2 separate regions of the Homo sapiens genome follow, and region 2 is linked to region 1. The links are chromatin loops, found by intact Hi-C in ENCODE. Cell type or tissue: GM12878. All regions are shown on one strand. Links, peaks and the distances in the headings refer to the core of each region. The heading gives the core; the rest is flanking DNA.

Evidence for each region. Peaks named below come from ENCODE experiments on the same cell type or tissue, not always from the same donor. Only the 100,000 strongest peaks of a DNase experiment are listed, where the experiment ranks them.
Region 2: a loop joins it to region 1, with 2.3 times the contacts of the local background. A loop is called at or near these places in 1 of 110 quality-filtered maps.

The regions. Positions count from the first base shown.
Region 1 is chr5:89,429,795-89,445,492 of GRCh38, reverse strand. All of the region lies in intron 8 of MEF2C-AS1 (MEF2C antisense RNA 1), which reads right to left. Among named protein-coding and RNA genes, the nearest start is that of LINC02161, 140 kb to the left of the region's middle. In GM12878, for the core only: a CTCF peak has its summit at 9,920; DNase peaks (open chromatin) are centred at 8,852 and 9,952; H3K4me3 peaks cover 1,150 bases; H3K27ac peaks cover 4,787 bases.
Region 2 is chr5:89,599,910-89,615,607 of GRCh38, reverse strand. The region is part of intron 1 of LINC02161 (long intergenic non-protein coding RNA 2161); the gene reads right to left. Among named protein-coding and RNA genes, the nearest start is that of LINC02161, 27 kb to the right of the region's middle. In GM12878, for the core only: no CTCF peak of the experiment used is centred there; no DNase peak of the experiment used is centred there.

The sequences.
Region 1 (15,698 bases), core at 6,966-11,965:
ACTAGCGAAGAGAGAGCAAGCATTTCAGTCATTACCACAGGGAGATTTTTATCAACCATTCTGTCTGAGCAAATGTATGTCCAGCAGTCCAGTCTGAGGTCACGGCTGCCCCAGAATTTGAGCGGTTGGGGATATTTTGGGATGCTTTCATTAGAAGGCACAGAGTACAGTTAAGAAACAGGCTTGGGGCGCCAGCATGTGATTATGGTAAGACTGGCTGACCACTGGGAAATTGCTGAGCCAACAGGCCAAGGAGTCAGGCTGACCTCCCTGAAGCCAAGTCCACAGAGAGCCACCACCCAACACACCTTCTGAGGGGTAATCTAAAGCACTCAATGCTCAAAATACTCATCTGAGCAACAGATGTTTTTGTAAGACAAAAGTATTGTACATTTTCAGATGCTCTGTTTATGAATCTTCTTGCTATTCTATTTTTAAAGGTGCTTTATCAAAAAAAAATTTCTTATATTTACTTCAGAATGATCCAGCATTCTGGCTGCCTTTTCATTGGTGGTGGTGGAGGTTGGTGGGGATATGGGGGGTTAGGGTTGTTGCAGAAGAGCTCTAACCACAATGCAAGAGTAACTTACTAGGCAGGCAGCAAGTAACCAAGGGTTTGTATAGACAACCATTATATAAAGCAGGTATTTTTTAGCCTTATTGTACTTAGTGACATTTAATGCTTCTGGATAAAATCTTTTTAATTTCAAGTTGTGGTTAACAAAATGTTTCTTTCCTTCTTACTCTTGTGTTTCTTGCTGCTTTTGCTTCTTCTAGCACTCAAACTTCATGTTTTTTTTTTCAAGCATTCTGTTTTTACAAAGCATAGAAAACAGTCACAAAAGAGAGAATTTAGAGAAAGTGTCATTCGATAACCATGACAACTCAGAAGGCAATAAGAAGAAATTTGGAATCTAATATTTGTTTTATGAGCAGTAGAAAACCTGCCAATTGAAGCAATAGTCCTCTGTTACCTGCCAGAGTCATACCATGGTTGAAATGGAATAAATCTGAAGAAAACAGGAAGATGTTAATATGATAACTTGAAAAGAAAAAATACATAATAAAAATCCACTAATGTTACTTTTGTCATCTCACAACATCTCACATCTTTATATTTGAAAACACATGTCCCCATGCCCATCCATTCCCCACCCTCGCTTCCTCTTCCCTTCTCAATGTACATAACATATTCCTGTATGAGGTTTTGATTGGGCAATAGTGTGTATATTTTCTTAAAATAACAGGAAACGGCGGGGGGAGGGTGGGGGTGGAAATGCTAAGCAAGATTAATTATGATATACTCTAACATAAATTATGTTAAAGCATTGACTCTTAGGCTGTCAGGGATTTCAATTTAACTCATATTTATTTAAGTAAAACCCCCAAGCTTTTACAATTCAAAATCCACATTTCAAGTTTGGATACTATAAAATAAAAGGTATACTACACATCAATGAACAGATTAAGCTCAGAACGGTGGTGATGGTTATTGTCAGATTTCTGCTAAAAAGACAACAAATCAACAATAATATAAACCAAAATTTCTACAGAAAAGACAAATCTATAAAAAAACAGGTCCTACTTACCACTTTATAGTCTGTCTGCATTTGTGTGCATGTGGCTTGCATGTGTGTGTGTTTATGTGTGTGTGTACTTTTCTTTGCCACACATTTGCCTCTTCTCTAATTTATTTCCTCCCTTATTGTTTCTTTCCCTTTCCTCTTTTAAATATATCTTAAGGTCTTCTTCAGCAATTCCAGGCCATCTGTCCTCACCGTACTAAATAAGCATTCATGGACACATGGCTGCCTCCTCCAGACTGACAAAGGCTCTTTAGTATAGCTAAGAGAAATGACCCAACAGCAGTGGTGAAGAGGCCTAAAAATATTTAAAGTATAAAAAAATAGCAAGACCCACCAACTTTCTCTTTGCTTGACTCCCCCTTTTTCTTAAGTTTATTTCATGTTGTACCATTGGAATCTGCCCTTACAGAATGTATTTGCATAATTTCCTGCCAAATTGAATATAAGCCTATTTTTAAAGGTAAAGAATCCTTATATCAGAAAAAGAAATGAAAAAAAAAACTTTTAACTTGTTTTTAAACTATGCTTGCATATATTCCTATGTAGCACAATTGGCAAGCTTTTAAAAGACAGAAAGGTGATTGTGTGTAAGAAGCATTCCTGAAATTTCTACTTCTATAGTAGATACAAGGGGTTTGATAGATATACTGTTTTAGCAGTTTAATAAGAATGCATCCAATGAGCAAATATGCTTTTAAATAACTTATACAAATTGGAAGACAATAAGGACACACAGTTTTTTTAAAAAAGTACTCAACGTATTAAAATTTTACATAAATGACTGACTCACACCTTTTCTAGCTGACCAATCTTGGACTTTTTGCATACTCTGTAGAAAGATTTGTTTTATTCTCAATGAATAATGTTTTCTTACATAAATTTGTTGGTTTATTAAAGCATTTTATCTAATGAAAAATATTTTAATTGGATGTAAATTATCACTTTATTTTTTTCACAACAGATGCTGTGTGAATTACATGAACTTATATGAATTTCTGAGCTACTCATAAGTATTCAGAAAACTGCTAAAACCTGTTAGCTGAATAAAAGATAAGATATTCCTATTCTCTTTATGGACTAAACCTTGCATATGTAAAATTGTTAGGCTTTTTTTTCCCCTTGAAACTTAAGAAAGTATGTATAAGCAAGTGTTTCTTCATTCTTTCACCTATACTATATATGCTTACACCTATACTAAGTATAACCCAAAATGATGTCTTCTAGGACTTAAGCTACAAAATGGCTGCACACTACCTTTCATATATTTTATGTGAAACAAAAAATCTCTACTCAACATTGCTCTTCTCTATTGACCATCATAAATCTTTCTTTAGTATGCTTTCAGCTTCCCTCTCTTCATTACTAATTTGCTTTTAAAAATCTGTTTCTTAAAAACATCTACAACAAAAAAATTTGGTAAATTATATCTTTTCAATTTTAAGAAAAAATAATAATTTTAAAAATGATCTTTGAATTATGATGGCACAAACAGAGTAAATCATCTCGTTGACACAACAGAATGGAAGTCAAACATTGAAGAAATTATTATCTATGTGAAATACAAATCAAGATTTACAGTTTTACAAATGCTTTTTTGAAAATATATATTATGGTGTATATGCTTATTAAAACTGGTCTTACAAGGGTGTTTGTGTGTAGGGGTTTGAAGCAATGATGTGGGAAAGAAGGAACTGAATTTAGGTGGTGATGAATTTCATTAAGAAGTAGGTGTTCATCAGTGTGTGTCTTAAAGTGTTCAGTGTTTTTTATAGAATGTTTCCCCTCCTTCAAAAAAAATCTAGTGGGTGTTCAGTGGGTTCTTTTGTTGTTCAATCTGTTAATTAGAATTTTGCAACAAACCTTAAAAGAGGAACAAGGTATGGTAAAAAGGTCTTACTGTAAAATTCAGAAAATGTGAATGCAAAAATCAAAGTCAAAATTATAAACATGAGAGGAAAAATACCAAAAGATTTTATATAAGTTTGAAAATAAAAAGCACAGCACCCTCTGAGAATCATAAGGCTACAATTAGAAATATTTCCGGAATTTGATTGGAGAAGGAGGCAGGATCAAAGCAGCAGACTCTATAGACAGTAGATAAAATGCCCTTATATTTATGGTCTCATTTTGGCTGACAGAGAGAGAATAAATTATAGTTCTAACTCAGATTTTTCCAAATATTGGATAAATGGGTAGGAGTCAAGGACCTGCTTCATCTCTAATACATCAAGCCACTTTAAAAAGTAAGAAAAGAAAAGGGTGTGGAAAAAAAGACCAGGGAATATACACATTTAGTTCTGAGAATCAGTTCAAACCTCCTTAAATAGTATATAAGTCAAATGCAGCTGTCCAAAATGTAGAGCCATTTCTTATATATTTTTGCTCCCTTAATAAAGTTCTCCTCGGCACTTTTTAGTTTATTGTGTCAAATTCTTGATGAATTTAAATGGATAGATAATTTGAACCATACATCTCCTGTATATTTTAATTTCGCAGGAGGAAAATAATTGGTCAACTACCTGTAGACAATTATTTTGAAAATAAATATTAAATTAGTGAAGCAGCAATTGTACCCTCTGGGAAACAACATGAGATAATGGAATAATATCGATATCAAAGCTAAACAGACTTAAATTATAAATTCTTACTCTATTTCTTACCAGGTATGTGGACATTGTCACATTACCCGCCTCCCTGAGCTTCAGCCCCTCCTCTGGAATCAGGGGATAATTGCTTCATCATGGACTGATTATGAATACTAAATATGATATGTAAAGGGCCAAAAGGGGTTTGAACTTATAATGGGTGCTCAGAAAATGTAACACTCCCAACCTATGCCTACCTCGACCTGGACTACTAGAGACACATGACCAGTTTAATCACCAGAAAAATGATTCCTCAGGAATTTCCTGGAACAATCAGAAATCCTTTAGGATATTTTTAGCATTGAAGTCAACAGTCTTCTTAATAAAGGCTCTGAACAATGAAGTGGATTTTCATGTGTAAAAGATGCAGGTGGGCATGTGGGTAACTCTGGTAGGGGAGTTTTCTTTTAAAAATCCCCTGTTGAGAACCATAACTATCATGAGGTCTACAATGGTATCAAAATTATTGTTTTATTAACAAATTCTCCTTAATTCATATATACATACCATTATAAGCCACGGATTCACAGAGAATAAAATGTGAATATGGAATGTGGTCCATTCAAATAATACTTAAATTTATGATATTGTTATGGTCAAATAAATTTTAAAAATATACAGGTTTGGGCAATAGGGGAATTTTTAAAAAAAATCATTACTGAATTTTTCTGTCAATATTTGATAGTGAAAAATGAATTTAAATTATTTTAAATTGAGAAATTTATGTTAATTGTTGTAATAAATAGATAATAAATTATCCAAGTAAAATACTTTTCAAATTAATATACATGTTTAATTTTAGGAGATATTAGCTTATTTCTAGCCATTCATTTTAATCCTGTGGAATAATACATGTTTGTTTCCTTATGAATATCTTTGGAAACACTCTATATTGATATATATGATATAGAAGCAAATGCAAATATTAAATCTTGTATAAAACCATTATTTTACAGAAAAATATGATATTCTGCAAATAAAGAAATCTTTTTGAAAAAATTACACCATACCATAATGCTTCATAAAGTTAAAAAAAAAAAAACTCTGTGGCTTGAGACAAAGAATTTACTTCTGATTAGTAACATAAAGAATACACTTTGCCTCTTGGATTTTTCTGGAAGTCCTCATGGTCTTCTACCAAATACGTCTGTGTATGACTTTTGTTGTGGTTAATTCTGAAGAATGTATGAACAAATATAATTACATTATTCATCATAATTTAAAAATGGATAAATGATCATATCTAGGTGATTAAAGTGTATTTTTCTACCTTAAACATATGATCATGCATGCATGCATACACATATACCGTATTTTCTATGCATTTAACTATGCTCACAGAAACACCACTTGAATTGTTCTGGGTTGATCTCAGAAAAAAAGGCAGAGAAACACAGTAGGACTGCTTTAAAGTTACATGTTCTCTATTTCACCTATATTACAAATGGTCCATGTGGTTTTTGGAGTCTAGAAATACCTAAAGGAACTGATATCACTAGCAAAGATTCCATAAGGCTGACATGTAACTTTGCTTTCCATTTACAGCAGAAACAGCCTAAATTACCGTGGAAACAGAAGCACAATTACTTTGCCAGAATCTGTTATATAAAGTAGTAATAATCACTTTCTCTTGTTGTCAGATAGGAGAATACCACATAAGTAAAGTGGAGAGAAAGTGACTGTAGGGAAAAGAGAGGGGATGTGAAGGTACACACACACACACACACACACACACACACACAAAAGAAAATGAAAAGGGTCTGAATATTATTTTATAAAACTTTGGTTTGTTTTACAAGACAATAAATTAAAGCAATTTTTCTGAGTAGCTCAGGCAGTAAAACAGTTCATCTGAATTAGTCAAAGTGGAAATGTGAGTTTCTGTCTGAAGAACATAGTTTAACCATAAATTCATGATTCTATACTTTCTCTCTAGCCAGTCCAGAAAAAAAGTCTATCTCTTTCTGGTGAAGAGATTTGAAGCATTATCTTCTTTGTAGCATCTGATTCTGTGAAAAGTTAAGGAAAGGCATTCTTTGGATTTCTAAAAATTATGCACTCAGTGTAATCAGGATAGACTAGGTTATACTGAGATAACACCTCCAAAACTGCAGTAGATAAGTGCAACAAATGTATATTTATTGATCATATTACGTGTTCATCCCAGGACAGCTGGGAACTCAGCTCTACATCTTCTCACTCCAGGTTGATGAAGCTTCTATCATCTGGAATGCTGCTGGTTGCCTTGACAGTGGTAGGGAACAATAGCAAACCGAATTTCCTTTTAAATATTCCATCTTGAAGAGACACCTATCACTTCTCCTCACATTTCATTAACCAAGGCAAGTAATGAGGACACGAAGTGTGTTTCATGTCCTGAGGATAGGGAAATGTATTTTGACCATGTGACCAGAAGGAGAGGTAATAGTGACCAATTATAAGAGACCCTCCATGGGAAGGCTGAGCAATGAATTTTGTCTCTTTTCATTGTTGTTTACAAACTCTTTCATCTTAATGATTGTGTGAAAACCTACATTGATTAATATGGTCAAAGGTAATGCATAGCTTATCCTTCATAGTTTCATTTCAGACAAAAATAGAAAAAAAGTAGACTCCTGCTTGCAGAGACCCATTTCCCTGAAATGTTTTCTGGCTTTTTGTTTTTTTGACAAAAGAACAGCCAGCCATTAGAAAATTACTGGGCTTGTAAAAACATCGCTATTATAATAAATATCCTAGAGTCTCAGTGTATGAGCAGTGCTATGGACACCAACTTCTCAGTTTATTTTATGTGCTCTTTCTGCCTCTCTATGTTGAAAGTCAGGGCCTCTGCTTTCTCCAAAGATGTCCTTGGATTGACATCGCCATTATGGCACCAGTTGTTATTGCTGTGCTGTTGCCAAGGTAGCCAAAATATAGACCTGGGTTCAAAGTAGTAACTGGGTGTGTAAGAGGGTAGTCACTTCTACTCTCATGGATACAGCTGCTTGAATGTGACAAATACTATTAAGATCGTGGGTCTTATTACCTCAAACCACAAGGTGCTATCTGAACAAATGCTTGGCTTTTAACTGTCAGATTCTTGAATGTGTCACATTTTTCTTCGGATCTTTGGGTTATTGTAACAGCTGTTTGTAAACATTGTAAAGCCCACATTAGCTACAGAGTGAGTAGAAATATTTTGACCCAAATATCTGCCCCCTGAACCATGATAAGGAATGTAGCCTGTATGCTGACACTTAAGCAGTAGATTTAAATAGAAACTAGGATCAACTTCCAGCTGAATAAGTCAATAGGCATTTTTGATTTCTGACTCCATCTGGGTCAGTTTTCATTCATCAGATGGCCCAAAAACATCCATTGACGTTGAGACCTTAAATGAAAAAAAAAAAAAAAAAGGTAATAAACTAACAGGTATTTCCAACAAGATTTTGGCTGGGCAATATTTTCAATGAGAGTCTAATCTATCCTCTTTGTTTGACAGTTAAAGTTACCAGTGCTTGTTTAATAGCCATCCTTTTCTTTAGAAACAGGGACACAAACAGCTTTAGAATTTGTCATGCTCTGATCTCTTTCATTCTGAAAATACCCCATGCTATTTTATGTGGTGGTAATGAGTTAGATATTTCTAGTGTTTGCCTGGGTAAGCAGTCATGAGGGCTGTTGTAATAAGTAAATAGTAAGACTACATTGCTCTGATAATAGCAACTTTCATTGAAGGATGTGAATGTGCCTTGCAAAAGAATGATATAGAATCCTTAGAAAGGCTTTTATTAGCAGAAATGTAATACAACTATTTTTAAAATGGAAACAGTAAGGCAGAGTGGAGAAAGAATCTCTGATATTGTGTTTCTAGTATCAATTGTAATTTGGGACATCTAAGCTATCAACCCAAGCAGTTAAGAAAAGTTCTAGTAAGAAAATGAACTTGTAGCACATTGAATATTATGGGAAATCTTGTCCTCAGCATTTCTGGATTTTGTAGATCCACATATCTGCCAAGAAGTTGTATTAGATAGTTACCTTTGGAAGCGGCCAAATGATATACATCCAGTTGAAATTGTGATTAGGATTGAAAACATATTTCTTACATTAATAATCTAATCCTTTTGTCCACTCTTTACAAAATAATTAGATATATTATGGCCATGACCCCCAAAAGTTAAAGATATTTCCTATCAAGCTCACTTAAATATAGACAACCATCTACTATTTTATATATAATGGTTATAGCAGTAAAGATAAAGCTCATATATTTGCTTCTGGAAGAAGTACTTTTTTTTTTTTAGAAGATCAACCCTCTTGTTTTTTATTCTAAATATTTGAGTCATAATTAAAGGTAGTTAGGATTAAATACATAAATAACAAGGTAAGGTAGCTTAAGTGTATGCTGGGTAACAGGCAATGTCAGACCAAGATTTTACTGGAGCTAATCAAGACAACTGAATGTGGGATGCATGTTTTCATTGTAAAAATGCAGGCAAGCTTTTTAATGTTTTCTTTTCATGTGATGTTTAGACAAATTGAGGTTTGTTCTTGTCTCATCGAGCTCTCATTTTCTCTTTCTGTCGTTCTTATTCTCTCTCTCTCCCTCCTTCCCTCAAGGAGAATCTCGAAATGAAACTGACAGAGCTGTGTTTCACTCTTTTATGGTGTAATGTTTGTGAGGTTTCTCACATTGTTTACATGTTTCCTTGAAATAAAGATGGCACTTTCATTGAGCATGTGTCCTGAATTTCCTCACAAAATCAAAATTGAAAATGGAGGCTAGAAATAATGCTTAATATCTTTTATGTCTATTTTGTCATGAAAATTATTCTTTGTCAAAACTGGCCCTGTATAAATAGAGAGGAAGAATATATTTTTGCTCTATTGCCTTCTACACCTCTTTGTATTATTCTAGTACATATTCTAGTATGTTTTTCTAGGTTCTACTCCTAAAGTCCCCAGGAGTCCACAGTTTAGTGACCCTGAACATTTAAGATTTTTAGAAAGTGTCTAATTTCTAAATTTTGCATTCTCATCTATTATTACAAGTTTGCTGGAGTTTTCAGTCTTGTGGGCTATAATGTAATAAGGATGTCAATACTTTATGCATCCTATATAGCATGTGAGCAAATAACAATCCTATCAAGATAGTTTCTTTAGAGAATTTTTTGTAGAAATCATCTTATAAACTGTTGCCATATTTCTAAGTTCACAGAAAATAAGTAAAAACAAACCAAACTATACTTAGTGTTTAGTGCCCCTTCTTCCCTCCAAGCTGCCCCTTTCCCTACTCTCCAAAGTCAGAAATGTCAGACTCCTAGAACGTTGTTAATAGGAAACAATCTGAGAGTACTAATTTCCACTAATTCATGAAAGTGTGAATGACTCTTAATCCCTTAAACTCCCAAAGGTTGAGAGTGATTGGAATAGTTGCTACCTAAATAAATCATGAATTTGTAGAACTTTAACATAACAATACATTGATGTAAAAAAGATTCAGATAATACATAAAGATTTATTTTCAGTTAGCACGAGAAGATCATACCAATTTAGATGTTTGCCTCTGCATCTTTTTATCTATAACGCTCGTGATTTACACAGCTTTCTTATTCTTAACTTTTTGCACCACAGAATCTAAAAAGTCCCATTCGTCTTCATTGTGGTTCCTATTTCAGCAGCTGCAAGGCACTGGTGTGTGGGGAAAGTGTGGCAGGAAAGAAGGTATTGTGTACATTGATTTTGGGTAAATCAGAAACTGTGTATTTGCATTCAACTAGGGACTTTCTGGGGATACTGCCTGACTTGAAACTGTGAGGAGTTCAGGGTCTGTGGAAGGTTGTTGAGAAAATATTTAAGTTCCTGAAATCACACCATTGGTGTAGCCTTTTCTATCCTTTATATGTGACTTAAAATTCATTTTGTTCATTTCTAAATGAAATAAATGAGGTTTATACACCATAACCCTAGCTTCCTAGCTGTGGTGCTAGTATTCACTAGTCCCGTGTTTTTCAGAAAATCATTTTATCTCTTTTTGACTCAATTATCTCCTGAATCAAATGGGATCATGATTCTAGCTGTGTCTTTCAAAGGTGCTGTTGGAGAAATGATGGACGAATAGATATGAACATGCTGAGACAAAGTTAGGGATATTATGCAAATTTTACATATTTTAATTATCAAATATTAAGAGACAGGACAAAATGCAGCTTTAAAATATTTTCTTTAACTCTTTATTATAACTAATTTCTTGTCGAGATCTAGGTTAAGATTTAGGGAAGTCATAATGTGAACTACTTTGTTGAAACTGAAATTAACATGAAGTTTCAGATTTTATAAAGTAGTTATTGGAATACCTTTATAAAACTGCTTGCCCTCTTGCCTTTAAGAATGCCAGGGAACTCAACATACTTCTCAGGGTCCTTAAACACAATCAATGACAAAATAGTTTTTTTTTTTCCCTGAAAAAATAATCAGTGTTATTCCAGGTAAGGATTCAAAGATATTTGAACATATGTGATAAACTAAAATTAAACTGGACTAAAATTAAAACTACAGTTTTAATTTTATATCACACAAAGCATTTATGAGAGTATATTGTTTAATTTGTAACCCAAGAAACAGTCTTTGGGAATGTCAAGATGCAATTGAGGAAATGTTTCAGGGGGTTGGGTCCTGTATTAGATTGAAATGGAGGCAAGAAAGAGTAAGGCTTTCTATATTAATGGCATTGGGGTCCTTTTACACCAACAGTCTATGAAGCTTTAGAAAAGAGAGAGAGGCACAAAGCAATCTATTCAGCAAGACATACATATATACAGTATTTGGTTTTGCATTACACCCAAAAAGATGGTGTAGTGCAAAGCCAAACACTGTACAACTCACTTCCATAGACTGGAATTTCACAGACTTGGGTTGATATTGTGTGTCTGATTATATGCCTAAACAATAACTCTATTTGATAAAAATCTTAATTACAACTATCCATACTAATATTCAACTATCAATACTAATATTCAAAGTATTTCACAATGGATCTTATGCTTTCTAAAATGCAAAACATTAGATCTTTCCAGCAATTATAAACAGATGTTAAATATTTCTTTATAATACATATTCATTATATATTACATATATATTGATCTATATATATAAATACTTACAAGCACGTGTATATAAAATTAACAGTCTCAAACCTTGTCAAAATTATTCTATTACAAAGTCAAGTTTTTCTTTGATTTACGTTACTATTGTACTTTAAAGTTATTCTTCCTTTATGAAGGGATCTGGGAACACTATATCCAGACACTTAATGCAAACTGGTCTACTGGACATTACATGGTGCCAAAATCAGATACTTGTGAATTTAACACACCTAAGGCCATCTTTACATTAGTACATTGCTCACAGCTTCAGCAGAAAGCATATTGGACAAAGTCACCTGCTAAATAACTTGGCTCAGGAAGTCAGAAAATAAGCCACTGACCTCCAAAATGAGAAGAATGATGGTGAAAGGATAAGCCAAAAATGTAGGTCACTTTGATTCCTGATTTTCTGTCACTCCCGCTTCTAATCCACACCAAGTTTACCTCTTAAACTTCCCTTATATTCATGAATGTCCTTTCAGCACACCTCTCTAATGATCATTAAACCCTTTGAATCATTGAAATACTTTCTCAATGGTTTCTTATAGTCTAGCTCCCCTGAAATTAATTTTCACAATTGCAGTCAAATAACCTTCCAAAAAGGTTCAAATAATATCAAATCTCTCTCCCCGCTGCTGAAAAGTCTTTTACACCACTTCCCTTAGCCCTAATGACAAATGGATAGGTTTGTTTTGTTGTTCATGTTAGACTTTGTCTTTCATATGGTTGGTTTACCTCAACTTTCTCAAGATTCTTGGATGTGTAGTCACATTTATAAATGATGAACTATATTGAATAGCACAGGTAGCTGACACATATTCTGTTTGCTTCTGTTCACTACCATTTCCCCGTGAGGCCTCTCACCTGAAAGAGAAGCCTGAGTGAAGGTTCTGTGTAAGTGAGGGAAGTCAGGGGAATGTTTTCACAGCCAGTCTCTTTGAAGTGCCCCTGGGAAAAATTGCAGGTTTCAGAGCAGGAGCCTCCTACAGGCTGTAGTCCAGTGCATTTTACTACCAAAAGAAGTGCTCTTCTGCCTTTTATTTTAAACTTATTTTGTGGTGTGTGTGTGTGTGTGTGTGTGTGTGTGTGTTTGTGTGGCTAAAATCATGTTAGGATGTGCTCCACTTGTCTGTCAGACCCCGGCATCTTCACAAAGATAATTTTGTTATAAAGATCACCCACTTGCACTTCATTTTGAGAATAGTCCTTGGGCTTAAGCCCTGGAACAAAAGCCTTTGCTACCAAACCATAGCTCTATTTACACCTGTATGGAAAGGAAGAGTTCTACTGTCCCAGCTCTTTGGAAAATAGCTGTCTAAAAAATGACCCTGGATTGCCCCCTCGCCTATCCCTGCCTTCTTTATTTGTTGATTCACCTTCGAGGTCTCTTAATGACTTCTGCTAAATTTCATCTTCTTTTATTTCCCTACCAATCATATTTCACTTATGCTATTCTCATAAGTTTTTATTATTTATTAACTTATTTACTTCAGAAATTTCAACTTTTATTATAGATTAAAGGGTACATGTTCAGATTTGTCACCTGGGTATACTGTGTGATGCTGAGGCTTGGAGTCCCAATGATCCTGTCACCCAGGCAGTAAGCTTGGTACCTAACAGTACCCCTGCCCGCTTGCCACCCTCCCCCATCTAGTAGTCCCAAATGTTTATAAAATTTTGATTCACTAATGGTACACTTTATTTTTTCTTTCCATAGTGTCATGTTCTCTTTCATTTTAATTCACCATTTCTGTCAATTCAAGGAGAATCTGAGGCAAAGAAAATACAGACAGATTTGAACTTACTAGATCAATTTGAACCAGAAGCTTAAGTTTACCTTTAATTTTGTTGGAAAAATAGTTTGAGTAAATTAATAATTTGATCATTAAATTATAAAAGACAGTTGTAACATCTAGGAAAACTTACTATTTTTAGGACCATTAACTTCAAAACTGTTTCTATTAATTTACAAACAACTTTATGCATTCTTATTAAAGATGATTCTTTAAGAATCAATTTAGAAAACTTAATTATCTGATCATATCAAAATTAACAAGATTAAATATATTTATATATTTTTTATTTTCTAATTCAGATAGACATTATTTTAAGGAATTTCAGTTAGTTAATTATTAAATATCAATATTCAATGATATTGAAATTAGTCAAACTGATGATTAGTAAATATCCCATTTTGTTGCTAAATAGTAATGGATGATAACAATTTTCAGTTGTTTAAATAAAATCTTACTTATTTTGCCAATCCTCAGCCAATCTTGATGATTCTTTCCATCACAGCATCATTTTAAATCATAATATTTTTTAAAAGCCTGTTGAAGTTACAGTAATTAATGGGGATTAAATTAATTATATACCTTTTAAAACTCTCCTGACAACTAGCAGAATACCAGTAAATGATTCGTGAAGATCTGAAAACCATCATAATGTCCCTATAGAAACATGAATTATTATGAAGGATCTATGAATTGTTTAAAGGAGAAACAAAAATAATAAAATAAATGGGGTCTTTCTTCTCAAAGTGGTTACAAATATTATTGATGAAACTAAATATTTAATCTTCACTGAAACGTAACCATAGAAATTAGTCTACAGGTTGTACATACATTTCACACAGAAATTCCATTAAATCTGAGGAGATAACCCATGGGACCAGCAAAAAATGGTTCTGTGGTAGGAAATGACTTTTAACTAAAGGTTAAATAAAATTGTACTGATGTTATTTTAAACTGATTACTCAAGACAGTGGTTCTTTTGGAATGGTTCTTACTTCAATTTGCTCTTCACTTCTTTCTGCTTTTTAAATTCCCAGTACCCTTTTATTTCTCTTATGCTCACGTTTTTATCTCTATTTATTCCTTCCCCACTCTTTCCAAAATCATGGCCCTACCTCATCCTTCACAGAGATTTATATGTACAGAAAACCAACTTACTAGTTTACTCCTCCTTCTCATGATTACCTTTTCCTCTACCACCATTTATTTATCTCCTTTTTTCCCCCACCTAAGGATTCATCAGAACACTAAATTTCCACTGATAATTTATATTCCACCACAAGCGCAATTATACACTTGGTTACATGTTTCATTCATAGATCTTTAATTGTTTGTAGACTAAAATTCTAAATGATGATGGCAAAAGTGTGATGATAATTTAAATACCCAAGACTAAAATTTCCTGAAGATAACTATCATTTCTATTACTTATCTATGCATCTAAACATTTTGTAAATTATAACAACATTTAAACATTTTCTATCCAATCTATCTGTACAAATATGGCTTTAAATTATATACTATATATATATATCAAAATATATTTGCATTGAGTTTTAATTAAAGTATACATTGAAAATTCAGCCATGAACATATTAGTATTAATTAAAAGAGTTCTCGCATATTCTTCTCTTCTCCTCCTAAAAGCTAAATTTGTTTCTCAATTTACTTTTATAGTGTATTTTTGAAAACCCTTTCAATATTTAAGTAAGCACTTTAGGTAAAACAGTCATCTCTAACTAACATTCATACAAATGTGTTCACAAACAAGGTTTAAAATTAGGCAGTAGTTGGATTTCCACAAGGCTAGGGAAAACTGGTTGAAAAGGAAGGCTTTACTTTTCATTCATTGTAAAGTTTTTCAAAATAGGATTTAATTCAAGAACTAAAGGTACATTTTATTTTTAAAAAAGCAAACTCCACTTCAAAACTTTTCATAGGTAGTTAGCTACTAATACTGACTGGATTTGCCTATAATTTGGTTTCAGAGAGTTCACGCCACCTGACAATTTTGGATGCCTGAAAATCAAAAGAATTACAGAAAACTGAATATCAGGTGACTCAAAAAGAAGAATTTAATTAACATCAAAATACAGAACTCACTAGGGTTACACTTTTTAAGTTTGAGAGTCATAGCCATAGTCATATTGGATTGTCACAAATCTGATAGTCAATATTTGTACACTTCTTTTAAACAAAGCAGGGTTCTGGAGAAAGATGCAGAGGAATCAGGAAGAATCTTCATTTGGAGAGGTTAGAATATTAAATAGAAGATAGAATGTCATATTATTAACCAAAGAAAAGGCAGATGGAAATTTTATAGTGTTCTGAATTTTTATTGTGTTTCTAGTTTAGTTTAAACTCTTCTACAAGAGAGCTTGCATTTCTTCAATACTTATAACTATACAATGAAAGATATGGATTGTTTTTAAATTTTATATATACAACCTAAGTAAAACTGAGCCTTTTGTCTTCCACCTTAAGGTCAATCTCAGTATAGAATTACATTGAGGCTGGGTGCAGTGGCTCACACCTGTAATCCCA
Region 2 (15,698 bases), core at 5,200-10,199, 170 kb before region 1:
AGGTTCAAATTATTTTGTAAATATTAATTGATCAAGCTTTATGTGATTTTCTAAGAGAGGTACAAGTGTCTTCTTTTTAACATTCTTAAATATACTAAGAGGGTAAATAATTTTTATGCAGTCAAGTACAATTTCAGGGAGAATAAAGAGCCAACCCAGGGGTTAGATTCCTGGTGCTTTTACTGGGAAATCATCCTTTTTCTTTCATGAACAATAAAGCAGACAGAAAACAAATACCTCTTCCTAATTGTAATGCTGAGACCTCTCTTAATGAGGGTAAAGTGACCAAGATGCTGAAGAATACAACACTGTCCAATCCCTTCACCATCTGCGGTATATCAAGTGTTCATCGATGAACTGTTTATAGTATAATTACAAAGAAAAATACAGTTAAAATAAACAGAATAAAAGGTAAAGCATTGTCTAACTTAAATGTTCATTTCCTGATTATCAAGCATTCTTTTCAGAGAAAGCTGCCATCATTTCAGCAGGTACTGCTTAAAGGGAAGTCTTTCTGTTTATAATTATGGGCCCTTCATTCTATTTATTCTATTAGGTTGTAGGATTCTTCCTCAGATTGTCAGTCTATGGTAATGTTTCTAGGGAGTTCACAAATTTTCCATATAATCGGAATATTTCTTGAAGTTCAAATTTGGCCTTGTTTGATTATAAGCTGGAATTATAGTTCAATAAAACTTTTTTTTTTTTTTTTTGAGACGGAGTCTCGCTCTGTCGCCCAGGCCGGACTGCGGACTGCAGTGGCGCAATCTCGGCTCACGGCAAGCTCCGCTTCCCGGGTTCACGCCATTCTCCTGCCTCAGCCTCCCGAGTAGCTGGGACTACAGGCGCCCGCCACCGCGCCCGGCTAATTTTTTGTATTTTTAGTAGAGACGGGGTTTCACCTTGTTAGCCAGGATGGTCTCGATCTCCTGACCTCGTGATCCACCCGCCTCGGCCTCCCAAAGTGCTGGGATTACAGGCGTGAGCCACCGCGCCCGGCCTCAATAAAACTTTTAAAAGCATTTACAATTATAATTGTTTATTGATGAAAATGTCCAGAGCCACATTTTAAATTAACAGTGATTGCGTAGGTATTATTGCTAATGCATCACATATGACTAGTTATGAAAAAGCTAGAAGCATCTCCTTCTGAGCATCAAAACTAGGGGAGGCAGAGTCCTAAGTGTCAGAGACTGGCTTTTCCTGTTTGTCATGGGGACTGGTCAACGCTAATAAACCAAAATAACAGATTCTAGAGAGGTTGGAAAGGACTGCCTTATGTTACTCCCTCCATTCAAACTTTGTTCTTACCCTCAGAACTGTGTGTTTTGATTCTAACCTAGACACTGATCAAAAACCTAGAATAAGTCTACAGTCTGCCTAATTCAGCCACTACAAAGTGAGGAAGTAAAGGGCACAGAGGTGAAAATGGAGTGGCAAAAAGGAGTCATTTATTCATGAAGACCATTCAATATCTTAGGTGATATATTTATTACAGTACCACAGGATGAAATCTGACATAGACTTTTCTAATTTAGTGAGTCCACTTGTGTCTCAAATTTAAATTTCATACGCCCATTGCACTTGTTCCCCACTTTCAATTATTTTCAGGGTAGATGAACAGATAACAGAATTTTAGAAATCAAATTTTAAATATTTGGGTTGCCCTTTTTTAGTCCACTCTCCTCAGAAACAACTTTATATGCAACCAAAGCAACATGTAGCTGCAAATTATGATGAATAGACCTCGGCTGTGATATTAGTCAGTCCTGAGGTCAGATGCAGGTAAGCCCCACAGCTCAGCCACTTCTTAGTATTAGGACCTTACATAGCCATGTGCCTATCTGAGCTTCCCTTTCCTCATTTTTACGTAAAAGTAATGATATACACTCTGTAGGACTGAGTTAGTGGTTAGAAATAATATATGCACAGTGTCTATCTTGGTAACTAGAATGTAATATACAGTGGATAACATTGCCATTATTAATTCCATTGTGATTATATGAAGCAGAAGGTCTTTGGGGACAGGATACTTTTCTGGGTGGGGACAGAACTGTATGTGGGATCATTTAATGGATGGCTCTTTTTCAAATATCTTGCTCTTGTGACAAGCTATGTCTGTGCCTTTACTCCAAGTGATTCATTCACATCTTGTCTGGCCACCTGCTTAGAACCTCACCACTCTTTCACTTTCACTAAGTGCTCAATAATAAAAATAGGATGACAAAGAGTTTGCCACTTCCAAGTGTGGTGACTCAACCCTCAGTGTTGTTTGCGAAGTCACCTTTCCCTCATTTTATGCAGTAGAACATTTGGGAATTAGAATGTTACTTGATAAAACTGCTTTATTCTTACCTTAAAACTTGAAAAAAAGAAATAACCTTTCTATGAATATGTAAATTATTTTTATATCAAATTTCAAATAAATTTTCTGTCTAATAAATAAGAAGTGTCCATAAATCCATGACAATTGTAGATGTAGGTTTCTTAACAGGTATAATAAATCAAACAGACACAATTAAAAATGATAAAGGGGATATAACAACCAATCCCACGGAAATACAAACTACCATCAGAGAATATTATAAACACGCCTATGCAAATAATCTAGAAAATCTAGAAGAAATGGATAAATTCCCGGACACATACACCCTCCCAAGACTAAACCAGGAAGAAGTTGAATCCCTGAACAGGCCAGTAACAGGCTCTGAAATTGAGGCAATAATTAAGAGACTACCAAACAAAAAAAGTCCAGGACCAGACAGATTCACAGCCGAATTCTACCAGAGGTGCAAGGAGGAGCTGATACCATTCCTTCTGAAACTAGTCCAACCAACAGAAAAAGAGGGAATCCTCCCTAACTCATTTTATGAGGCCAGCATCATCCTGACACCAAAGCCTGGCAGAGACACAGCAAAAAAAGAGAATTATAGACCAATATCCTTGATGAACATCCATGCAAAAATCCTCAATAAAATACTGGCAAACTGAATCCAGCAGCACATCAAAAAGCTTATCCACCATGATCAGTGGGCTTCAACCCTGGGATGCAAGGCTGGTTCAACATATGCAAATCAATAAACTTAATGCAGCATATAAACAGAATCAAAGACAAAAACCACATGATTATCTCAATACATGCAGAAAAGGCCTTTGACAAAATTCAACAGCCCTTCATGCTAAAAACTCTCAATAAATTAGGTATTGATGGGACGTATTTCAAAATAATAAAAGCTATCTACCCACAGCCAATATCATACTGAATGGGCAAAAACTGGAAGCATTCCCTTTGAAAACTGGCACAAGACAGGGAAGCCCTCTCTCACCACTCCTATTCAACACAGTGTTGGAAGTTCTGGCCAGGGCAATCAGGCAGGAGAAAGAAATAAAGGGTATTCGATTAGGAAAAGAGGAAGTCAAATTGTTCCTGTTTGCAGATGACATGATTGTATATTTAGAAAACCCTATCATCTCAACCCAAAATCTCCTTAAACTGATAGGCAACTTCAGCAAAGTCTCAGGATACAAAATCAATGTGCAAAAATCACAAGCATTCTAGTACACCAGTAACAGACAAACAGAGAGACAAATCATGAGTGAACTCCCATTCACAACTGCTTCAAAGAGAATAAAATACCTAAGAATCAAACTTACAAGGGATATGGAGGACCTCTTCAAGGAGAATTACAAACCACTGCTCAACGAAATAAAAGAGGACACAAACAAATGGAAGAACATTCCATGCTCATGGATAGGAAGAATCAATATTGTGAAAATGGTCATACTGCCCAAGGTAATTCATAAATTCAACGCCATCCCCATTAAGCTACCAATGACTTTCTTCACAGAATTGGAAAAAACTACTTTAAAGTTCATATGGAACCAAAAAAGAGCCCACATTGCCAAGACAATCCTAAGCCAAAAGAACAAAGCTGGAGGCACCACGCTACCTGACTTCAAACTATACCACAAGGCTACAGTAACCAAAACAGCATGGTACTGGTACCACAACAGATATACAGACCAATGGAACAGAACAGAGCCCTCAGAAATAATACCACACATCTACAACCATCTGATCCTTGACAAACCTGACAAAAACAAGAAATGGGGAAAGGATTCCCTATTTAATAAATGGTGCTAGGAAAAGTGGCTAGCCATATGTGGAAAGCTGAAACTGGATCCCTTCCTTACACCTTATATAAAAATTAATTCAAGATGGATTAAAGACGTAAATGTTAGACCTAAAACCATAAAAACCCTAGAAGAAAATCTAGGCAATACTATTCAGGATATAAGCATGGGCAAGGACTTCATGTCTAAAACACCAAAAGCAATGGCAACAAAAGCCAAAATTGATAAATGGGATCTAATTAAACTAAAGAGTTTCTGCACAGCAAAAGAAACTACCATCAAATTGAACAGGCAACCTACAGAATGGGAGAAAATTTTTGCAATCTACCCATCTGACAAAGGGCTAATATCCAGAATCTACAAGGAACTTAAACATATTTACAAGAGAAAATCAAACAACCCCATCAAAAAGTGGGCGAAGAATATGAACAGACACTTCTCAAAAGAAGACATTTATGCAGACAACAGACACATGAAAAAATGCTCATCATCACTGGCCATCAGAGAAATGCAAATCAAAACCACCATGAGATACCATCTCACACCAGTTAGAATGGCGATCATTAAAAAGTCAGGAAACAACAGGTGCTGGAGAGGATGTGGAGAAACAGGAACACTTTTACACTGCTGGTGGGACTGTAAACTAGTTCAACCATTGTGGAAGACAGTGTGGGGATTCCTCAAGGATCTAGAACTAAAAATACCATTTGACCCAGCCATCCTATTACTGGGTATATACCCAAAGGATTATAAATCATGCTACTATAAAGGCACATGCACACGTGTGTTCATTGCTTTACTATTCACAATAGCAAAGACTTGGAACCAACCCAATTGTCCATCAATGATAGACTGGATTAAGAAAATGTGGCACATATTACACCATGGAATACTATGCAGCCATAAAAAATGATGAGTTCATGTCCTTTGTAGGGACATGGATGAAGCTGGAAACCATCATTCTCAGCAAACTATCGCAAAGACAAAAAAATCAAACACCGCATGTTCTCACTCATAGGTGGAAATTGAACAGTGAGAACACTTAGACAGAGGAAGGGGAATATCACACACCTGGGCCTTTCATGGGCTGGGGGGAGTGGGGAGGGATAGCATTAGGAGATATACCTAATGTAAATGACGAGTTAATGGGTGCAGCACACCAACATGGCACATGTATACATATGTAACAAACCTGCACGTTGTGCACATGTACCCTAGAACTTAAAGTATAATAAAAATAAATAAATAGGTAAATAAAAATGGTTAAAATTATTTCAGTAATGAAATGTAACACAAATTAATATGAGAAATTGGATATAAGAAGATTCTAGTTTATGGAAACTTAAGGAAAAGAAAACAAGGAAGAGATTTTTTTTTTTTTTTTTGGAAAAAACATGTTAGGAAACTAACCAAGAATTCCCCAAACGATTAATTTCATTTATATGAAAATCTCTTGTAAAATGTGTCCTGTAAAATGGATGCATAACTTATACCGTTACTTTTTCTGGCAGGTGCCATTTTTCCAGGGGAAATGTTTGAATATTATAGTGACTTTTAGAAAGTAACAGTTGATAATAATTTCTGAAGTTTGAAACTGGTGACTATCAGATGTTAGGCTGCACTGAAACTTAGTTGGTAATTGCTGATTTTTATTCTCTCTGTTCCTCTAAGCAAGCAGTATTGCAGAAAGCCCCATATCACAATATCACTGGCTGAAAATAATTTTGAAATTGGAGTTATTCAAATCTATCTATCTGTGAAGCTATTACTTGCTCAACTGCCAAGAAAAAAGAAAACTTTTAAATCTTTATCAAATATTTAGATCTTAACTTTTGCCATTTTTTTCTTTTTTTTAGGAAACTTATATTCTCTGAGTAATTCTCCAAGTTTAACATCTGTACTCATGAAGAAATATTTTAGTTCCTTGAATATCCTATGTTATATAACTCATTCCAGTGATTCCCAGTCTTTTGTTCCCAGAAATCTGGAGAATACTCCTTTTTATTCATGAGAAGGAAAAAATGTAATAAATTGCTCACTACACTTCCCAGTTTATTTGTTTTTCAAGTCAAAGGTTGCCTTCTTCCTGGGTATTTTTTTAAACAAGTGATAATTAATGTAGACAATGATGTTGTGTTCTACTTCCCATTCTTTAAAAGGGTTTAAACATTGCTGACCATGAAGAAGGTAGCAGGTATATTCCAGCACAGAAAAAGAGTAGCTGACAGCTCTTTGGTGGCAGTAGCAAGCAAATGTGTTGTCTTGATTTGTAAAGGGTTTTAATGTCATCAATAGTAATTCAGCAAAGAGAGAGTTGTAAAATGCAGCTCAAAATGTAGCAAATTGCATCATTGTTAGTGCTTTAGAATTTTAAAATATCTGCAGCAGATGGTAGAGTGCTAGGAGCAATGTCTTCCTTTAGTGTCTAGGAAAAGTTTATGTCATCATAAACCCTCGCATGATCGAGGCTTCTTTGGCCTGCTGAAAAAAGTTGTTATTTATTTTCCAGGAAATAATAGTTTTCTTTTAAAAATATTTAACAAAGTATCAAGAAATCATATTTTCTTAGAGAAATGGATCACTTTCCAAGGATATGAGAATATTATATAGTATCCTTAGAAATGGGGAAATATTTTAAAACAACTTAATAGAGGATCTTTTCTCCTAACAAATAGTTCTCTGAAATATTGTCTAATCTTGTTTTAATCTGAATAAGAAAACCATTTCCACTTAAAAAATAATTTATAATACTTTATATACTCATCAAATTTTAGCTCTGGGAGCCTCATTAAAAGTTAGCTACTCTTATCATTTATAAATGGTGGGACTGAATCTCTTAGCACTTTCTCAAGAACCCTTAGCACTTACTCAATACATCTGGAATTAGGCCACCAGGTAACTCTTCTTTTTCAACTTAGATTTTGTTTTGCATTTTTCTAATGCACTAAACTGTAGTAATAATAATAATAATAGTGAATTGTTGTTTGTGGCCAGTACAAAAACTTCCTAAATTAAAATTGATAATTGTGCAACAATTCTAGCTATCAATATTCTGAAACCTTGAAGAAACATGCAAGGGATTGCCTTATTTTTGTGAATTATGCAAAAATCAAAATAAAGAATAGGATAAATGACATACTAGTTTTAGAAGTGGGACCAAAAAATCACTTCAGAGTAGAGAATATTTCACTGCCAAATATTATGCACAATGATTTGAGGTTATATATCAAGGCAGCTGCTAGGATACACTCTGGAAACTAGGCTTGGAATGTCAGCTTTGCCACTTAATGTTGTGTGATCAAATTTAAAGTCTCTGTGTCATGGTTTTGTCATCTGGAAAATGGAGCTAAGGCCCATACTAAAGTGTTGTGAGGATTAAATGATTATTAATATAAAACACTTTAAATAGTCTCTGACAGCCAGCAAGTTTATACCAAATTTAATTGTTCTTACTATTATTATATATTAAATTTCATGCATTATAGAGTGAACTTTTTCTCAGGAAGACAGCATGGCAATGGCTGAGCCCAGCAGAAAAGTACAGGTAATTGTGAGGAAAGATAATTGGTGCCAAAGAGCTAGAAGAAAAACAGGTACCAAAGCTGGTTGCTTGAAAAGTGCTCCAAAAACTATTTTCTACTTTGTCTGTCCTATGGAAGTATCCTCAAACCAGATGGAGTTAATTGTCTTTAGTTTACTCTTCTATCTTGGTTTTCTCTATCTTTTAAACATTAGTTTCATTCTCTATCTGGATATATATATATTTTTTACAGTTAAGTATGCTGAAAAGATGATGACTCAGATTGGGGCTACTGAGAAAAGATATTCTGATAAGAAGTAAAATAAGGGCATTCACCTGGCTGGTGTTTCTATCTTGTGTTCAGCCTCCCTCGATAATACTGGAAAGAGAAAAGACAATCTTGTGGGGAAGAGAAATATTTTTATCCTGCCCACATATCATCACAAACGCTAAGGTAGAGTTCCTTTCAGTTGTTCCTCACAGTTCATCTTGATTCTTGGTACCAAGGGACCAGGCCAGCATTTTCACTAACTAATTAACTAGCTGCTACCCCGTACCCTCACCCTGCTCAGTCACTTCTTTCCTGAAGGCCACATGCCCTGTGTGATCCTTCTGCTCGTGGAAAGACAAGGGAGAAAGCAAACAAACAGCCAAAACAAAGGCAGAGATGTTGCTAGGCATGCTAGAGGAGTATTTCTAGAGATGTTTTATTCTGAGCCTCAATACTTAACTTGTTGTCTTAGCCACCAGTCTGTAGAGATTCTTTTCTCTTGATAAAACATTTTGACCTTTCTCTTACTCTCTCTATAGTTATATGTAAAGTTAGTTGTCAGGGACTAGCCTCCTCAGTCTTTATCCAGTGCTCGTTACATTGTGATCAAGGACAAAGGAATTGATGCCTCTGGCTGATGTCCCTCCCTGTGCTTGTCATTACTGACATGCACCTTTCTAACTGTCACCCTTGAGTAACAATATATCATTTTTGATGGTCATCTTCTTTCACAGATTCAGTCCTCAACGTATATGAAAAAAGGCCAATCTTTCTCCCCATCTTCACCTATCAATTCAGCATAGCTCTTGTGCCACAAGATACAAAAGAAATCTGCTAGAACACAGTTCATTCTTACGTGGGTTTACAAATGCTGCATATTAATTTAGAACTAAAAAAAAAGGGAAAATCACACAAATAAGAGACAAATATAATAAGATTCCCCTACAAACTGAATATAATTTTGTTAACCAATATTATTACACATATCGTTTCCTGAGCCAGAGAAAAATACCAAGGACAGAGCTTTTTCCAGTGACCTTGCATCGTGCGTTGATGCTCGAGTGCTTCACTATCCAAGAACATGCCTCAAATTCATTGTTTCTGTGCATGGAAAAATTGAGGTCCTTTGTGTCACCTTCTCTATAACTTAAACGTAGATGACCCCCTTGGATTGTCAATATCTACATTCTTTTTTGTTGATGCACAGTAAAAAATATTTGAATACTTTCCCTTGGAACTAATAAATTACAGGCATGTAATATACGTGAAATATATATTAGGGGAAATATAGGGGATCCTTGTTACATAAGTATTCATTTCCTGAGTTTCTTCAATTGAAAGATTGATAAGACACCCAAATTCTTACCGCACAAAAATATGTATTAATAAAACAATCACTTGTAAAATTAGTCCTTTCTCTCCACTCTTAACTTGGCATCTATTCCCTATTCATTATGTCTTCATTGTCACTTTCACTTGATGTCAGAAGACAGTGCAAAATAAAAGTAGGACAAATTTATTGTTACATGAAGCTGAATGTTTTAAAAGATGCTAGATTTTATAAAACCAGTATGCTTGGAATAATCCTACACCTTCTCCTTCCTTCTAAAGTGATCTCTGATTTTTTTCAGGATTCTACACAAATCCTCATCTCCAGATGGATTTCTAATTAGACAATCCAAGTTCCTGACAACTCCCTCTTAGCCATCATTGACTCAGTTTGAGCCTATGACTTTAATTGTCCACTTGACAAAAGAGAAAGACTTCCGTTCTAGGTTTGGGGAAGAATGGGGAAGAATTTTCTCTTTCACATGTTCTTGCTCTCTCTTCTTATGAAAATCAAAAAGGCATCCTAAAATATCTCTGGAAGCCATTGTGAAACTACAAGGGAACTAGTTTTGGATGAGGCCTAGGATATGAAAGTCAGGTTTAGAGACAAAGAGAACGTGAGTCGTTGATGGCGTCAGAAGCACCTGCCATCTGATATCTGGCGCATACTCTATATCCGGCTATGTATGCTAATAAATATCCTTGATCCTTGCTGTTAATACATTTTTGAATTGGGAATAGGTATTTCAGGCAAAATCACCATAATTTCCTACAATGAAAATGATGGAGAAGAATTGCCTAAATTATAAGCAAAAACACTGACAGATCAGCATATGGAAGAAATAGACCAGTTACCAATTGCAAAAGAGAAAATTGCCAAGAATGAGGATATTTTATATGCTCCAAAAGAGAATATTTGGATATCATAAAACCAAAAAAGACCTTGAAGAAATTGATGAATCACTAGAATATTTGTTTCAAGTATATCTCTCTTTATGATCAGGCTGTGCCATAGAAATATAAAGGTGTCCTATCCTGTCCTCAAATAATTTCACTGGAAAAATTCATCTCCTTCCAAATAAGAATCCTTTACTTATTTTGAAATTAATGCATACTATTAATTTTATTAATGTTTGAATAGATGAACCTATTTTTAAAATATTTGTTTTCATCTCTCAGCATAATTTTTCCAAAATATTTTTATTATTTAAACTGGATTTACTTTTAGTTAATTTTTTCCTGTAACATTATCATCATATACAAAAGACTTTTTGTATATAATGGATTTATAATTTCCAGTTTCAGATAGAAATGAAATTGTAAATGGAATTACTAAATATTTCTTTTTCAAAATAAATAAAGCACTATATGCCATAGGTTAATGCATATGATAAACCCAATCATACATTTTACAATATGGCATGATTCGCATATCATAGCAGATATAACATGACTAGCTTAAAAAATTATTCAAATTTTGTCCAAAAACTAATGTTTAAAAAGGACTTCCTTCATTGAATACGAGTTTTAAATATTTTTTTCTCAACAGTATAGTAAACCATAAATATTTCCAAGTCTTCAACATTGCTAGCCACTACAGATTCAATGAGATATGAGTCATAATCTTATACCTCAAAAAGATTTTTCTAGTTGTGTAGAAAAAAACCCTGGATATAACATTAAAGTAGGATAGAGCTAAGGACCAGGCCAGTGCTGGAGATAGCAAGTACTGTGGTCATTGAGAGGAAGGTGCCTTGGACAGGGCTAAGCACTGCTCAGACACCACAGATTGTAATCTACATGAATTCTTGAGTTTGCTATTCAATGCGTGTTCTTGAATCATAGGCATTAACATCACCTAGGAGCTTGTTGGAAATACAGACTGTCAGCCCTTTCCCTGGGATTTACTGAATCACAATCTCCATTTACAAAATCCCCAGGTGATTTACATGCTCACTGAGTTTGAGAAAACTGCATACAGGGTATGAAGCAAAGAAAGATTCCCAGTCTTCCTTTTTCAAAATTGTTTTTCCTGAATTAACGATATCTAAGGCTTTAACGCCCGTTTTAATGTATGCACAGATGTCTTATTCACTTTGCAAGCAATATTAATCTTCTGTGAGCTGGATCACTCTGCAAGACGCGCACTCGACCACTTCTGTGCCAAGTGTAAGGGGCTTCCACACAGAGTTCTCACTCTCAGGGATCATTCCTGGATTTCATCTTCATTATCTCCAATTTGATTGCGAGAAGCACTTGACGAGAGTCCAGTTTATAATCTCAGTTTGGGCGCTAATTAGCAGCATGATCACAGTGACATAATTATTTTAGGTAATGTTTTCTTATTTATAAAAGGAGATCAAATGATCACTAAATGTCCTTTAAGCTCTGTGAGTTAATTCAGTTTTAGATTTTCATACATTAGAAGATAAAAGGATTGAGATTAACACTACTTAGACTTCTGTGCAATCTTTCAGAACAAAGAATGCTGAAGAAATGATAGTGTGTGTAGAATATGTATGAAAGCAGGTTGTTGTTGTGGTTAAAACAAGTAAATGCTAAGATTCGACACCATGTTTTTATTTAAAGAAAATTTTTTTACTTTAAAACGTAAAACAGATTTTTTTTTTTACCTTCAATAACCAACTTTGAAACACTATATATATTTCCTATATGAGCAAAACATTGTCGGGATGACTTATAAATAAAGGAGAATACTAATGAACTCAACTTGGCCATGATATACTTATTTTCTTTTTTCTCCCTTTGACATAATTTCTTAAAATTTTCTTTTCTTATTTAGAGTTGTGCTATTTCGAAATACAGAAGGCATCTTATCAAATGCCTTACTTTCAAAAATTCATAAAGAAAATAATTATTGAATATTTTGGGAGCAAGGCAATGCTAATCTCCATGGGACATTCAGAGAAATAATACTAGCTTATGATGTTAACATTTTTAAATAACAGAGTTGTGTAATTATGATTATAAATTTAGACACAATATTTATTGCAGGACCCCTCGACCCCATGTCAGAAGTTATGTATGGTAGACATGTTCCCATACACGACCTCATATAATCCTCATGACAATGCTATAAAGTAAATATTATGATTTCTGCTTAGCAGAATATATACTGCAATATTTTTTCAAAAAGAAGAAAATCCCAGCCCCTTCCTTGGGATTTAGTGAATCACAATCTTCCTTTGCAAAATCCCCAGGTGATGTACATGCTCACTGAATTTTGAGAAAACTGAATAGAGGGTATAAAGGAAAGAAAGATTTCCAGTCCTCCTTTTTCCAAAGTTTATCTAGAATTAACTTTCTCTAAGGCTTTAATGTCAGTTTTAGTGTATACACAGATGTCTTATTTATTTTGCAAGCAATATTAATGTTCTCTGTGTTGGACCACTCTGCTTGCAAGATGGGTAAAAAAGCTACCATAGTGGTCTGGGAAATAGGTTATGAGGACTTGTATGTACCGAATTGTACGTATTGAATTCTATCTCCCCTGCCAAATACACATATGTAGAAGTCGAAACCCCCAATACCTCAGAATGGGATCTTATTTGGAAATAGGGTCACTATACATGTAATTAGTTAAGATGAAGTCACACTAAAGTAGAGTGGACCCCCTAATCCAATATAAATAATATTCTTATAAGATCGTCATGAGAACATAGACACCTGCAGGGAGAATGACAAGTGACGACAAAGGTAAAATTGGAGTTGTGCAGCTGCAAGGGAAGAAACTGCAAAGACTGTTCAGCGAACTACCGGAAGGTGGGATGGGATATGGAAAGATTTCCTTCCTGGTCTCAGAGAGGAGCATCGCCTTGCCGATACCTTGATTTCAGACTTCTAGCCTCCAGAATTGGGAGATAATAAATTTCTGTTAAGTGGCCAGTTTGTGGTACTTTGTTTAGGCAGCCCTGGGAATCCAATACACTTTACAGTAAAGAATGGGCAGAAAAACTGAGAGAAAGACATATAAACTATACTAGAAAAGACAAAAATAAAAATAAAAAGGAAATGTATACAGGGAGTCAATATATGTATAAAGGTAAGTTAAAAAAAATTCAGAAATTTTGAACTTGGGAGACCACAGAATATAAGACAGTTTGAGTATCCCTTATCTAAAATGCTTGGGACCGGAAGTGTTTAGAATTTCAAGTTTTTGGCTGGGCGCGGTGGATCACGCCTGTAATCCCAGAACGTTGGGAGGCCGAGGCAGGCGGATTACTTGAGGTCAGGAGTTCAAACCAGCCTGACCAACATGATGAAACCTCATCTCTACCAAAAACACAAAAATTCCCAGGCGCGGTGGCGCTTGCCTGTAGTCCCAGCTACTCCGGATGCTGAGACAGGGGAATCGCTGGAACTTGGGAGGCAGTGGTTGCAGTGAGCCAAGATCATACCACTACACTCCAACCTGGGCCACAGAATGAGACCCTATTTGAAAAAAAAAAAAAAAAAGGAAAATTCAGATGTTTTTGATGTTTAAATATTTGCATAATCATAATGAGATATCTTTGGGATGGGAGCTAAGTCTAAACATGAAATTCATTTATGTTTCATATACACCTGATACATATACCCTAATGGTAATTTTCTACAATATTTAAAAATTTTGTACATAAAACAATGTTTGCATACATTGAACCCTCAGAAATCAAAGGTGTCACTATCTCAGCCACCCACGTGGCATCATGGTGGTACTAAAAATGTTTCAGATTTTGGAGCATTTTGGATTTTGGATTTTCAAATTAGGGATGCTTAACCTGTAATATTATTAAAAACTGGTAGTTGAATTGTTAACTAATTTAATAATAGAATTGGGTGAAAAATGGAAATAAGGTAGAGAAAAGGGGCTGTGGATAATCATAGTAGAATAAACCTTAGGAAGAGGATAATAAAATAAATTTCATACGTTTTTAAAAAATAATAAAATTAAGACAGAAGTTATAATCAAAGAAGATTGAAATATTTGCTAAAACTATATATGATAAGAAGGATAGTACACTGAATGCTTTTATGTTCGAGGAACTTTATAGATACTATTATTCATCTTCACATCAGTACCATAAATGTATCAAAAGTGAGTAACCGTCCACCAAATTCATCCCACCTTCCAAAGAGGTGAAGCTAGGAAGTGGATGTTTGCAGACGTTTTCCAACCCCTCTCACAGGTAAGTGTTATTTTTTATAATATTGACTTGTTCTCACTAAGATAATGTGAACAAAATGATGAGTTCAATTTACAGGCTTAGCATTTATGAAGCAGATATGCTTCCTCCATACCTTCTTTTTTTTTTTTTTTTTTTTTTTTTGCTAGCTGGATGCAGATGGCCTGGAAGACCCCGCAGCTGGGATGGCAAACTATGGCCTATGGACCAGATCTGCCCTACTGCCTGTTTGTAAAGAGTTTTATTGAAACACAGCCATACACATTTGTTTGCATATTGTCCATGCCTGCTTTATGCTGCACCAGCAGAGTTGAGTTAAGTAGTCGTAACAGATACTTTATGGCTTGCAAAGCCTAAAATATTTATTATCTGGCTTTTTACAGAAAAAGTTATTAACCCCTGTCGTAGATGATAGCAAAGTCAAAATCTAAAGGGAACCTGGATTCTCAAATCACTGAGAGCTGCCACCAACCTAAACCCAACCTTGTTGGACTATTATATGAGCCCAGGAATAGACTGGTTATATTTGATACATTATATTTCAGGGCTTATTTCTAATAGCAGTTTACCCTGTGCTTACTAATGCGTCCATTTACAGATTTTTTTTTTAAAGCCAAAGAAGTTAAAGAACTTAGCCATGACTACATTAGTAAGTGAAAAAGAACACTATTCCAATGCAGCTCTAGGTCTAAAATCTGTCCTATTTCTCTCCTAGATTCAGAGTAATCATATTTGGATGTTGAGTTCATAGGTGATTTTTGTTTTCTAATCTGTGTTCTTATGTATTTTTTTCTAATAGTTTTATTGAGCTACAATTCAGATACCAAGTAATTCATCCTTTTAGAGTGTACAGTTTAATGGCTTTTAGTATGTTCACAGAGTTGTACAAACCATCACCATTATTTAATTTTAGTATACGTTAATCATTCCCAAGCCAAATCCCATTAGCAATGACTTCACATTCCCCACTGTCCCCATCACCTGGGAACCACTAATCTACCTTCTATCTCTACAAATTTACCTATTCTGAACATTTCATATAAATGGAATCATACAGTATATGGTCTTCTGTGACTGGCTTCTTTTTCTTAGCATAACATTTTCAAAGTTCATTTATAGTTCAGCATATATGAGTACTTCATTCCTTTCTACTGCTAAATAATATTTCATTTTTGGATATATCACATTTTGTTTAACCATTAATCAGTGGGCTATTTCTACTTCTTGGCTATTAAGAATAATGCTGCTACGAAAAACA